Linked DNA regions of Homo sapiens: region 2 is linked to region 1. A link is a contact called in ENCODE Hi-C or POLR2A ChIA-PET data. All regions are on one chromosome and are shown on one strand. The core of a region is the stretch at or near the end of the contact, and the rest is flanking DNA. Distances in the headings are between cores, read along the strand shown.

Region 1 (5,742 bases), core at 1,675-4,174:
GTTGGCCAGATTGGTCTCAAACTCTTGACCTCATGGTCTACCTGCCTCGGCCTCTCAAAGTGCTGGGATTACAGGTGTGAGCCACCGCGCCTGGCCCCAAAAAGTTTTAACCAGAGTAATGTGAGCAAGAACTTTTCTGGTCATGTTAAATGATCATATTTGGAATTTCCTGGTGGAAATGTAGAACCACACACCTTCCACCCAAGTCTGTCTTTAGGCCACCATCCCCGCATTCAAAAAGCCTTTTTTTTCTTTTTTTTTTAGACAGGGTTTCACTCTGTCACCCAGGCGGAGCGATCGCAGTTCACCTAAGCCTTGGCCTCCCAGGTTTAAGCAATTCTTTCACCTCAGCCTCCCGAGTAGCTGAGACTGCAGGTGCATGCCACCACGCCTGGCTAATTTTTCTGTATTTTTAGTAGACATGGCGTTTCCCTGTGTTGGCCAGGCTGGTCTCAAACTCCTGACCTGAAGTGATCCACCTGCCTCGGCCTCCCAAAGTGCTGGGATTACAGGCATGAGCCACCACACCCAGCCAAGATTTTTAAAACTTTTTACAATTTTATTTTTAGAGCTGAGGTCTCACTATGTCACGCAGGCTGATCTCAAACTCCTGGGCTCAAGCGATCCTCTTGCCTCAGCCTCCCAAAGTGCTGGGATTACAGGCGTGAGCCATCGTGCCTGGCCCCTAGAGTCCTTCAACACTGACCTTGTCTTAGCCTTCAATATCCCTGCAACCTGTGAGAATAAGCAAAGCAAATACAGTGACCACGTGTCTGTCCCTCCTGGAGCCCAGCTGTAGCTGACCGGAGAGCATCGGGTGCCCATCATGTTGTGGAGTCACGGTCTCGAAAACCCTGGGAGGGGAGAGGCACAATTTGCCCATTATGGAGAAGAAACTGGCCAGTTCTTCAAGAGCTTGATGTCTCTTTTCCTGGCAGCAGGAGTTACAGGCCATGAATACTAGTTTCTGTGGGAGAAATAAAGGAATCTTTGCAGATGGCAAGGGAAAAAAACAGCTCCTTTCTAAAAGGACATTGCCTGCCAGGGACGGTGGCTCACGCCTGTAATCCCAGTACTTTGGGAGGCCAAGGCAAGCAGATCGCTTGAGCTCAGGAGTTCAAGATCAGCCTGGGCAACATGGTAAAATCCTATCTTTACAGAAAAATACAAAAATTAGCTGGGCATGGTGGCACACATCTGTGATCCCAGCTACTGGGGGAGGCTGAGGCAGGAGGACTGCTTGAGCCCGGGAGGCAGAGGTTGCAGTGGGTGGAGATCAGGCTGCTGCACTCCAGCCTGGGCAACAAAGTGAGACTCTGTCTCAAAAGAAATAACAATAATAAATAAAATAAAATAAAATAAAGGGGCATTGCCTTATTGTAAATCCAAGTTTACTAAGTAACTAGCCTCAGTCTAAACACTGGGGAAAGTACAATTCTGAGATGATAGGCCGTTTAGATATGAAGTACCAGATGACATCCTACGTGTATATAATCTGTATTTTGGCTGGGCATGCTGGCTCATGCCTGTAATCCCAGCACTTTGGGAGGTCGAGGCAGGTGGATCGCTGGAAGCCAGGAGTTTGAGATCAGCCTGGCCAATGTGGCAAAAACCTGTCTCTACTGAAAACACAAAAATTAGCTGGGCATGGTGGCAAGCACCTGTAATCCCAACTACTTGGGAGGCTGAGGCAGGAGAATCGCTTAAACCCTGGAGGAAGAGGTTGCAGTGAGCCGAGATCGCGCCACTGCACTCCAGCCTGGGTGACAGAGCGAGACTCTGTCTCAAAAAAAAGAAAAAAGAAAGTTGATACATGGACCCATCTACCTGGCTCCACGCTAAGAGGTGGTCATGGACCATTGATGACCCAGTGTCCTGAATGTGTCCTGTGCCCAGGGTACGTCCAGAAGCTTCGTGGCAGCACCATTCTGGTGGCCGCCAGGGGGCGCCATGTGCTTGCCAGGCAGCAGTCCTGGAACTGGGGTCCAGCCACAGGGCCCCAGGACCACGCCACAGGGCAAGAGTCCTAGAGTTCCTGGTAGTTTCCAGCTGAACCTATGCACACGGGGTCGTTGGTGGAGGTGGAACTAGATCTCTGCAGAGCACCCTAAAGGGGAGAAACGGGACAGGCCCACACAGGTCTTGGTCTGAACTGGGAGTACCCTGCCCTGAGAGCACTGTGGCTTGGCTGGCCCCAGCTGCTGGAGAGGGACTTAGAGGAAAGTGCCACACAGTGTAGGATGCCCACTTGCCTGGTCCAAGGATGCTCCTGGTGGGTGTGAGAGAAACAGCAAAGTCCAGCATTTCCAGACTTGGATTTCTCCAAGGTTTCCAGTCATGTTGCCATTTATTGGGAAGGGGAATGGTGCAGGACTGGGGGAAGGAATAGGAAAATCAGGGCTTCATTTTGGGGAAACTGAGGCTCAGAAAAGCCCACAGGCACCGAGCAAGGATGTGAAACCATTTCCCTCGTAACCCCCGGGCGACACCGCCTGCCCCAGTTCCACGTGAGGTTGTAAAGCACTGATGCTGCTGAACATTTTCATAAATGACTTCATTTAGTCTCATCAACAATGAGCATTTTGATCCCATTTAGGGGGAACAAAGGGAGGCTCAGAAAGACCTTGCCGAGGCCTTAGATGGAGGAGGTGGCAGATTTTAGTGTGCTCTGAGTCCAGGCCCACTTTAGGCTCACAGAACCACCTCAACCCCTTTCTGCCCTAGGCCGGGCTTTTCCGAGCCTCCCTCTGCCCACTTGCCTCCTCCTTCCAGGAGTCAGGGTACTGGGGGGCTTCCCGCCTGCGCCCAAGGGGCCATAGGGCCTCATTCCCATCCATTCCTGCCTCTGTGCCTTGCTCTAACCCAGCTGGCCACAGCCCCACCTGGCCCAGGTGCCGCCGGCCCTGCTTGGTCCCCATACAAAGGCCTGTGGGAGAGGCTGGGAAATTGCCATCCACCTGGGGACAGTGGGAAACAGTCATCGTCAGCCTGTCCATATCCAGGACACCGTGCTGCATCCTGGCTCACAATCAGGAACCAGAAGGCAGCACGGCCCCCACAGGGCTGGCACGGGCAGCCTCACTGTGGCCTGTGCCCTGGGCAGTACCAGGCAGCTCCATCCTGTGGTACCCAGGCTGAGTCCATCTCTTACGCCCACGCCCAACCTCTCAGCAAACCCAGGCAGCTCCAGGTGCACAAAATCTGCACAGCACCTGCCCTTTCTCGCCCGACCATGGCCACCACCCTGGCCCCATCCACCCCTGTCTCCATCTGGACCATCACTCCCATCCACAGACTCCCTGCTCCTTCCCACCCCACCCTCGCAATCTGTTCCACAGCCACAGGGAGACTGTGAACACCTGTGTCACTCCTCCGCCCAGAACCCTCCCGGGGTGCCATCCTGCCCTGAGTAAAGGGCAAAGTCCTCCCCTACGGCCCACCAGGCCTCACATGATCTGCCCCGCCCCACTCTGACTCTGTGGCCTCCCACAGCCTCCTTGCTCACCCAGCCTGGCCACTGCTTATTATTCTGTTCCCACCACGGGGACTTTGCTTGGCTGCCCCTCCCCATAGGTCACTCCCTACCCTCCTTCCAATGTTTGCTCAAATCTTGCCTTCCCAGCCAGGCTTCCCCTGACCACTGCCTTTAATACTTTAACCACCCTGCCTTTTTTTGAACTCCTAATTTTTTATTTTTATTTTTATTTTTTGAGATAGGATCTAGCTCTGTTGCCCAGGCTGGAGTGCAGTGGCGTGATCATAGCTCACTGCAACTTTGAACTGCTAGGCTCAAGGGATTCCTCCTGATTCAACCTCCCAAGTAGCTGGGACTATAGGTGCACACCCAGCACTTATAATTGTAATTTTTAATAGAGATGGGGTTTCACTATGTTGCCCAGTCTGGTCTCAAACTCCTGGCCTCAAGTGATCATCCCACCGCAGTCTCCCAAAGTGCTGGGATTGCAGGTGTGAGCCACCACACCTGGCCACCACACTGCCCTTTTTACCCCCTTTGCCTACTCTGATTTTCTTGGAAACCTTCCATAGACTTCACAGCTTCCTCTCACCATCCCACTCATCCAGCCACTGGCCATGGCCACCTTCCCTGTTACTGTACGCAGGCTCCAGGAGGGCTGGTCAGCTCAGCCTCTCTGCTGGAGTCCTTTATTAGTTTCCCATTGCTGCTGTAACGAATTACCACAAACTTGGTGCCTTCAAACACATTTATTCTCTTGCTGCTCTGGAGGCCAGAGTCTAAAATCAGTTTCACTGGGCTGGAGTCAAAGGAGCGGAAGGACTGCCTGCCTTCTGGAGGCTCGGGGGAGCCATTCATTGCCTCTCCTGGCTTCTGGAGGCTGCCAGCATTCCTTGGCTTGTGGCTGCATCACTCCAATCTCTGCCTCTGGAGTGATTTTGCCTTCTCCTCTTCTGTGTGCAACCTCCCTCTGCCTCTAATTTATAAGGACACTTGTGACAGCATATATGGCTTACCAGGTAGTCCAGGATAATCTCATCTCAAAACCATTAACTTGGCCAGGCGCGGTGGCTCATGCCTGTAATCCCAGCACTTTGGTGGGCCGAGACAGATGGATCACCTGAGGTTAGGAGTTCGAGACCAGCCTGGCCAACATGACGAATCCCTGTTTCTACTAAAAATACCAAAATTAGCCAGGTGTGGTGGTGCGTGCCTGTAATCCCAGCTACTTGGGAGGCTGAGGCAGGAGAATTGCTGGAACCTGGGAGGTGGAGGTTGCTGTGAGCTGAGATTGTGCCATTGCACTCCATCCTGGGCGACAGAGCGAGACTCCATCTCCAAAAAAAAAAAAAAAAATCATTAATTTACATCTGCAAAGACGCTTCTTTTGTATAACATAACATTTATAGGTTCCAGGGATTGGGTTGCTGTCTTAGTCTATTCAGGCTGCTAGAACAAAATACCATAAACTGGGAGGTTTAAAAAATTTATTTCTCACAGTAGTAAAGCCTGGGACATTCAAGATCAAGGTGCTGGCAGATTCGCTGTCTGATAAGGGCCCTGCTTCCTCATAGAGGAGGTCTTCTCCCTGTGTTCTTACAGAGTGGAAGAGGCAAGGGCTCTCTCTATGGCCTGTTTTATAAGGGCACTAATCCTATTCATGTGTACTTTGCCCTCTTGACCCAATCACCTCCCGCAGGTCCCACCTCCTAATACCATCACCTTGGGGGTTGGGATTTCCATATATGAATTTTGGGGGTTTTTTCTAGAGACAGGGTCTCTCTCTGTTGCCCAGGCTGGAGTCACAGATCACTGCAACCTCAACCTCCCAGGCTCAAGTAATCTTCCCACCACAGCCTCCCAAGTGTCTGGGACTTCAGGTGCATCCCACCATGCCTGGCTAATTTTTTTGTAGAGATAGGGATCTTACTATGTTAGCCAGGCTGACCTTGAATTCCTGGGCTCAGGCGATCCTCCTGCCTTGCCCTCCCAAGGTGCTGGGATTACAGGCGTGAGCCACTGCTCTTGGCCTCAGTATGTGAATTTCAGAGGGGATACAAACATTGAGACCATCGCATACCTGAATATATTTGGGGGTCGTTATTCAGCCTACTGATAATCAGGTCCTGACTGATGGTGGTTCTAGGAGAACAGAGCCTCAGGGAAGCTCATCTGCAGCTGGTTCTCTAATCTACAGGGCTTAAGAGCATCATCAACCCTGTTGCCATGGTTAAGGGGGCACTGGTAGTTCACAACATGCAGAGACA
Region 2 (5,392 bases), core at 1,781-4,280, 91 kb after region 1:
AATTATAGGCGTGAGCCACCGTACCCTGCCATAATCCTTTTTCATTTGTTTTTTGTTGTTGTTGTTTGAGACAGAGTCTCACTCTGTCTCCCAGGCTGGAGTGCGGTGGCACGATCTCGGCTCACTGCAACCTCCGCCTCCCAGGTTCAAGCACTTCTCCCTGCCTCAGCCTCCCGAGTAGCTGGGATTACAGGCGCCCGCCACCACGCCTGGCTAAGTTTTGTATTTTTTAGTAGAGACAGAGTTTCCTAGGCTGGTCTCGAACTCCTGACCTCAAGTGATCCACCCGCCTCGGCCTCCCAAAATGTTGGGATTATAGGCGTGAGCCACGGCGCCCGGCCCATTTGTTTGATTTGGGTCTGGACAAGGTCTACACTTTGCATCCGGTTGATAGGCCTCTTTTTTTTGTTTTGTTTTGTTCCCTTTGTTACCCAGGCTGAAGTGCAGTGGAGCGATCAGAGCTCACGTGCAGCCTTGACCTCCCCTGCTCAAGCAATCCTCCCGCCTCAGTCTCCTGAATAGCTGGGACCACAGGTGTGCGCCGTCATGCTCAGATACTGGCATCAGCTCTTTGGCGTGCATGTTGTCGTAGTTTTTCTACAGGCGACCTAGGCCATTTGTCCTGGAGTTTTGCAGTCTGGGGCCAGCTGATACATCCTTGTGGTGTCATTGCACGTGTTCTCTGTCTCTGTGCTTCCTGTAAGTTAGGACTTAGGTCTAGAAGCTCGATCTGATGCAGGTTCAGTTTCTTCTGGCAAGCACGCTTTCTTAGGTGGTTGCTTGGATGAGCATCAGAATTACTTACATGTCTGTATGACTGTCAAGTTCAGTTTTCAAGTAAAAATTAAGTTTTTTTTAAAAAAGCGAGTGGGTTGAGAAGAACACTCTGAAGTCACTCCTAGTAAGGCTGGTACCCAGATCCAGCAGAAGTAGGGTGGGAGGGACCAAAGGACTGAGGCTCGGGTCCCCCCTTCCCCACCCCCCGGGGCCTGGGAGCAATAGGCTGGGTGCCCCGGCTTCAAGTAAACCAGTGGCATTAACATGTGGGCCTCTGGTTCCTGCTTTGCTAGGGCCACAGGCTTCCAGCTGAGAGCTGCTGCCACCCACCCTGGCAACCCCTTCCGCATCGCGTGGTGGTGACACCTTCAGAACAGAGTGGTCTCCCACCCCAGCTCTACCCTTGGCTGCCTGTGTCACCCTGGGTGGCTTTCCCAGCCTCTCTACCTGCTTCCTTCTTGACAGCCTGATGGTGGCCATACGTCCCTTGGGCTGTGGTGACTGGGCCTCTGGGAGCTGCCCTTCCACTTCTGCATTTTAACATAAACCTCCTTGACCTCAGCTGCTCCATTCTCTGCTCCCTTCCAGCCACTCGGATTCCAGTCCTGGGGGCCTCCTCACTGACCATGCCCTCCACCCTCAGTGCTGTTCCCTGGTACTCTGCATGGCTTCCTCACCTGTATCCCGTCTTTGCTCAGACGCCACCCCTTTAGAGACCTCCCTGACTGTGCCCTCTGAAAGAGCACCTTGTCACTCTCTGTCCCTTCTCCCACTTGTTTACTTGTATATTGTGTTCCCACTAGAATGTCAACTCCAGGAGAGCAGAGACTCTTGTCTTATTCACTGCTGTGTCCCTGGTGCCTAGAACAGTGCCTGGCACCTGCTAAGTGCATATTAAGGAGTCGTTGCTCACTGGGTAGAAGCATTAAAAAAAAAAAAAAAAAAAGGCTGGGTGTGGTGGCTCACGCCTGTAATCCCAGCACTTTGGGAGGCAAAGGTGGGTGGATCACCTGAGGTCAGGAGTTCGAGACGAGCCTGGCCAACACAGTGAAACCCCGTCTCTACTAAAAATACAAAAAAATTAGCTTGGCGAGGTGGCAGGTGCCTGTAATCCCAGCTACTTGGGAGGCTGAGGCAGGAGAATCGCTGGAACCCAGGAGGCGGAGGTTGCAGTGAGCCAAGATCACACCAATGCACTCCAGCCTGGGTGACAGAGCAAGACTCTGTCTCAAAAAAAAAAAAAAAAAAAAAAAAAAAAAAAGAATTGTTGAGTGCATGAATGAATAAAAGAAAGAAAATGACTGGGCACAGTGGCTCACATCCCAGCACTCTGGGAGGCTGAGGTGGGCAGATCACTTGAGCCCAGGAGTTTGAGACCAGCCTGGGCTATAGTGAGACCTCTGCTCTACAAAACATTTTTAAAATTATTGTTTTAAAATAATTTAAAAATTATTTAAAATGTAAAAGGGCGTGGTGGCATGTGCCTGTGGTCCTAGCTACTCAGGAGGCTGAGGTGGGAGGATTGCTTGAGCCCAGGAGTTGGAGGCTGCAGTGAGCTATGATGGGGTCCTAGCTACTCAGGAGGCTGAGGTGGGAGGATTGCTTGAGCCCAGGAGTTGGAGGCTGCAGTGAGCTCTGATTGCACCACTACACTCCAGCCTGGGTGACAGAGCAAAACCTATGATGATAGATAGATAGATAGATAAGATAGAGCGAGCAAGACCCTATCTCAGGTAGATAGATAGATAGATAGATAGACAGACAGACAGACAGACAGACAGATAGATAGATAGATAGATTAGATTAGATAGATAGATAGATAGATAGATAGATATGGTTAAGTGAGTGGACTTTGGTCCTGGTCAGACTTGCCACGGAATCCCAGTTCTGATACACTCGCCGTGTGACTGAGGGCTGACATGTCTTCTCTCTGAGCTTCACTCTCCTGCTTCACACACCGTGTGAACGGCACCCTCCTCGCTGCCTTCTTTTGCACCAGGATGGAGCCTGCACGTAACACTTTGTAGTGGTCTCACTGCTGTCCTGTCTCCAGCACGGGGCACCGATGAGCCAGCCAGAAGCCGTCCCTGCCGGGGGGATGCTTGACCCAAATCTTCAGTAATAACTCCTTCCACTCTGGGTGACCAGCTGTGGTGCCCCAGGGCAGGGACTTGTTGATCTGGGTTTGTTCTGGAGGCCAGAAGGGTTTCCTGGGGACTGGGATTGGAGCAGGATTGAGAGTGCCTGGTATGTGGAGAGACCTGGCTGTTGTGGCATGAGTCCGAGGGCTCAGGGGCCGGCTGCTTCCCGGCCTTTGTCTTCCTTGCAGGAAACAGGCCAGGAGTTACAAGGGGCCAGAGGATGCTGCTGTGGTTATGGTGGAAGTTAACAGCTTTGGGAAGTGTGCATGTGTGTGAGTGTGTGTGTGTGTGCACTTGTGCTCATTGTAAAGAGAGACGGTAAAGAAATGAGGAGAGACTGCAGGCACATGCAAATACAGAGAAAGCTTTCAGTTGTCAGGATCGCTCTCCCGGTTTTTCCTGCATGGTGGTGTAAAATCTGACATGTGTACAGAAAAGTGTGTAAAACCTCCATGTTCAGTTTAATGAATAATTATAAAGCAAACAGCCATGAAACTACCACCCAGATCAAGAAGACAGGCATCACCAGCTCCCTGAAAGCCCTCTCCTTCACCTGCCCTTCCCAGTGCTAACAAAAACATTCTCCTCCCTTTCTTTTCATTGTTCCTCTTTTTTGGTGAATTGTGAAAGATTTCAGACACCCCCAAGAGAAGAGAGAATCACCTGCTGACCACCCTCAGGCCCGCTGCCCAGCTAAAAGACGAAATGCTTGCTGTGGGTGCAGCCCCCAGGTGCCTCCCCCAGGGCCCCAGGCGTCGCTGGCCCTGCGTCTGCTTCCCTAAACAGTGTCCCGCATTGTTCTGCAGGATTTTAAACTGCGTGTAAATGGTACGAGGCCAGCGGCACTTGGCTGCAACTCTCTCAATATTTTGTTCTTGAGATTTCTCTGGGTGGAGTAATGAAGCTCTGTGCCAGAAGGAATGGTTCCCAGCGGGGGTCAGGGCACCCCTACCCCTGGCCAGAGGAAAGCAGCTCTGTCCTGGGGGGGCCCCAGGAGGACGCTCTGGGCTCCTCTCACCCAGGCCCGCAGCCCCCTGCTCCACGTGGGTTTGAGGCGGCCACCTCCAGTGGAAGTGGTAGAGCGCCGTTGGCTTCCTAGGGCACCACATAGGACCCAGTTACAGCCGTGATGTGAAGGGGCCCTCCCTGAGCTTATGTAAGGTGTAATGGGGCGCTGGTGCCGCCTGGGGCCTGTGTGCACCACGGAGGGGCCTTCTCTGGAGGAGGGCATAGATCAGCAGCTGGGGCAGGAGGGCCTCTTCTCTTCCCATACTGCCCTCCCCCTGCGCCCGCCCACTGCCCACCCTCACCCGCCCTGTTTGCCAGGCTCACACAGCCTTTCTTGGAGAGGCCCTCTGGCGGGGAGTTTACTCTCAAAGGCTCTATATCTAGCTGACCTGGGATTGCCACCCAGCTCCGCCACCTTCTAGCTGGACGGCCCTGGGCATGTGTTGACCCCTGCCCCACCTCTGTTGGCCTCAGTTTCCCCATTTGTAAAATGGAATTGTGTGAGGGTTATTTCATCCATGCAAAGCCTTCGTAGAAGCTAGTGTGTGGAAGCCTCTTAATGAGCCTTAGCTGTTAGTATCTTTGTCATGCTTGCCATTCATTCACTCATTTTTGTTGATAGTAACTTTTTGCCTCCTCTGAGTCCAGCCCTGTCAGGCTGAGGTCCTGCCTTCATGGAGCTTATAATACAGTGAGGGAGACAGACATGGTACTAGGCAGTGACAAACCAGAGTGACCTTGGAAAGCACAGGCCAGAGTGTGACAGCTGTGATGGGAGAAGACCCAGAGGACTGTGGGAGGCCCTGGCTCCAGCCTAGGAAATCAAGGAAGGCCTCCTGGAGGAGGAGACTTCAGAGCTGAGGCCTGAAAGAGGAGCAGGGTTAGTTTGCGGAACATTGTCCCAAGGAGAGCAAATAGCATGTTCAAAGGCTAAAAGTTGGGAAAGGGTCTGGCATTTTAAATAAACCATTACTATTTTTAAGAAAACTTTAAATTCTGAGATCATTGTAGATTCTCCTACAGTTGTAAGAAGTAACTCAGAATGGCCAGGCGCAGTGGCTCACGCCTGTAATTCCACCCCATTTGGGGAGGCCAAGGCAGGAGGATCGTTTGTGCCTAGGAGTTCGAGATCAGCCTGGGCAACCTGGGGAGACACCATCTCTTCACAAAATAGAAAAGCTTATCTGGCTGTGATGCTGTGCACCTGGAGTCCCAGCTACTTGGGAGGCCGAGGTGGATCACTTGAGCCTGGGAGGTTGAAGCTGCTGTGAGCTGTTAATGGCACCACTGCACTCCAGCCTGGGCAACAGAATTAAGGCTCTGTTGCAAAAGAAAGAGAGAAAGAGAGAGAGGGAGAAAGGGAGAGAGGGAGGGAGGGAGAGGGGGGAAGGAAGGAAGGAGAGAAGGAGAGAGGGAGAAAAGAAAAGAAAAGAAAGAAATAATACAGAGAGGAGGTCTGGCGCACC

What was found. Hi-C counts contacts between places; a loop is a spot of excess contacts on that map. ChIA-PET counts read pairs that join two places held with the same protein, here RNA polymerase II (POLR2A). Pooled maps may share reads with other maps.
Region 2: a loop to region 1 is called in a pooled map, with 7 times the contacts of the local background. The contact joins two enhancer-like sites. A Hi-C loop is called at or near these places in 2 of 50 pooled maps. POLR2A ChIA-PET finds 5 or more read pairs at or near these places in 4 of 52 experiments (CD4-positive, alpha-beta T cell, HCT116, Panc1 and 1 more).

What each region holds. Positions count from the first base shown.
Region 1 is chr19:39,050,492-39,056,233 of GRCh38, forward strand. No RefSeq gene overlaps it. Among named protein-coding and RNA genes, the nearest start is that of FBXO27, 21 kb to the left of the region's middle. RefSeq lists an enhancer at 1,983-2,032. Within about 2 kb of position 2,925, at least 2 of the 41 ENCODE cell types and tissues checked have a DNase peak (open chromatin) inside an H3K27ac peak, as active enhancers do.
Region 2 is chr19:39,141,586-39,146,977 of GRCh38, forward strand. The region is part of intron 1 of PAK4 (p21 (RAC1) activated kinase 4); the gene reads left to right. Among named protein-coding and RNA genes, the nearest start is that of PAK4-AS1, 7.7 kb to the left of the region's middle. RefSeq lists enhancers at 2,505-3,501, 3,502-4,496. Within about 2 kb of position 3,031, at least 20 of the 41 ENCODE cell types and tissues checked have a DNase peak (open chromatin) inside an H3K27ac peak, as active enhancers do.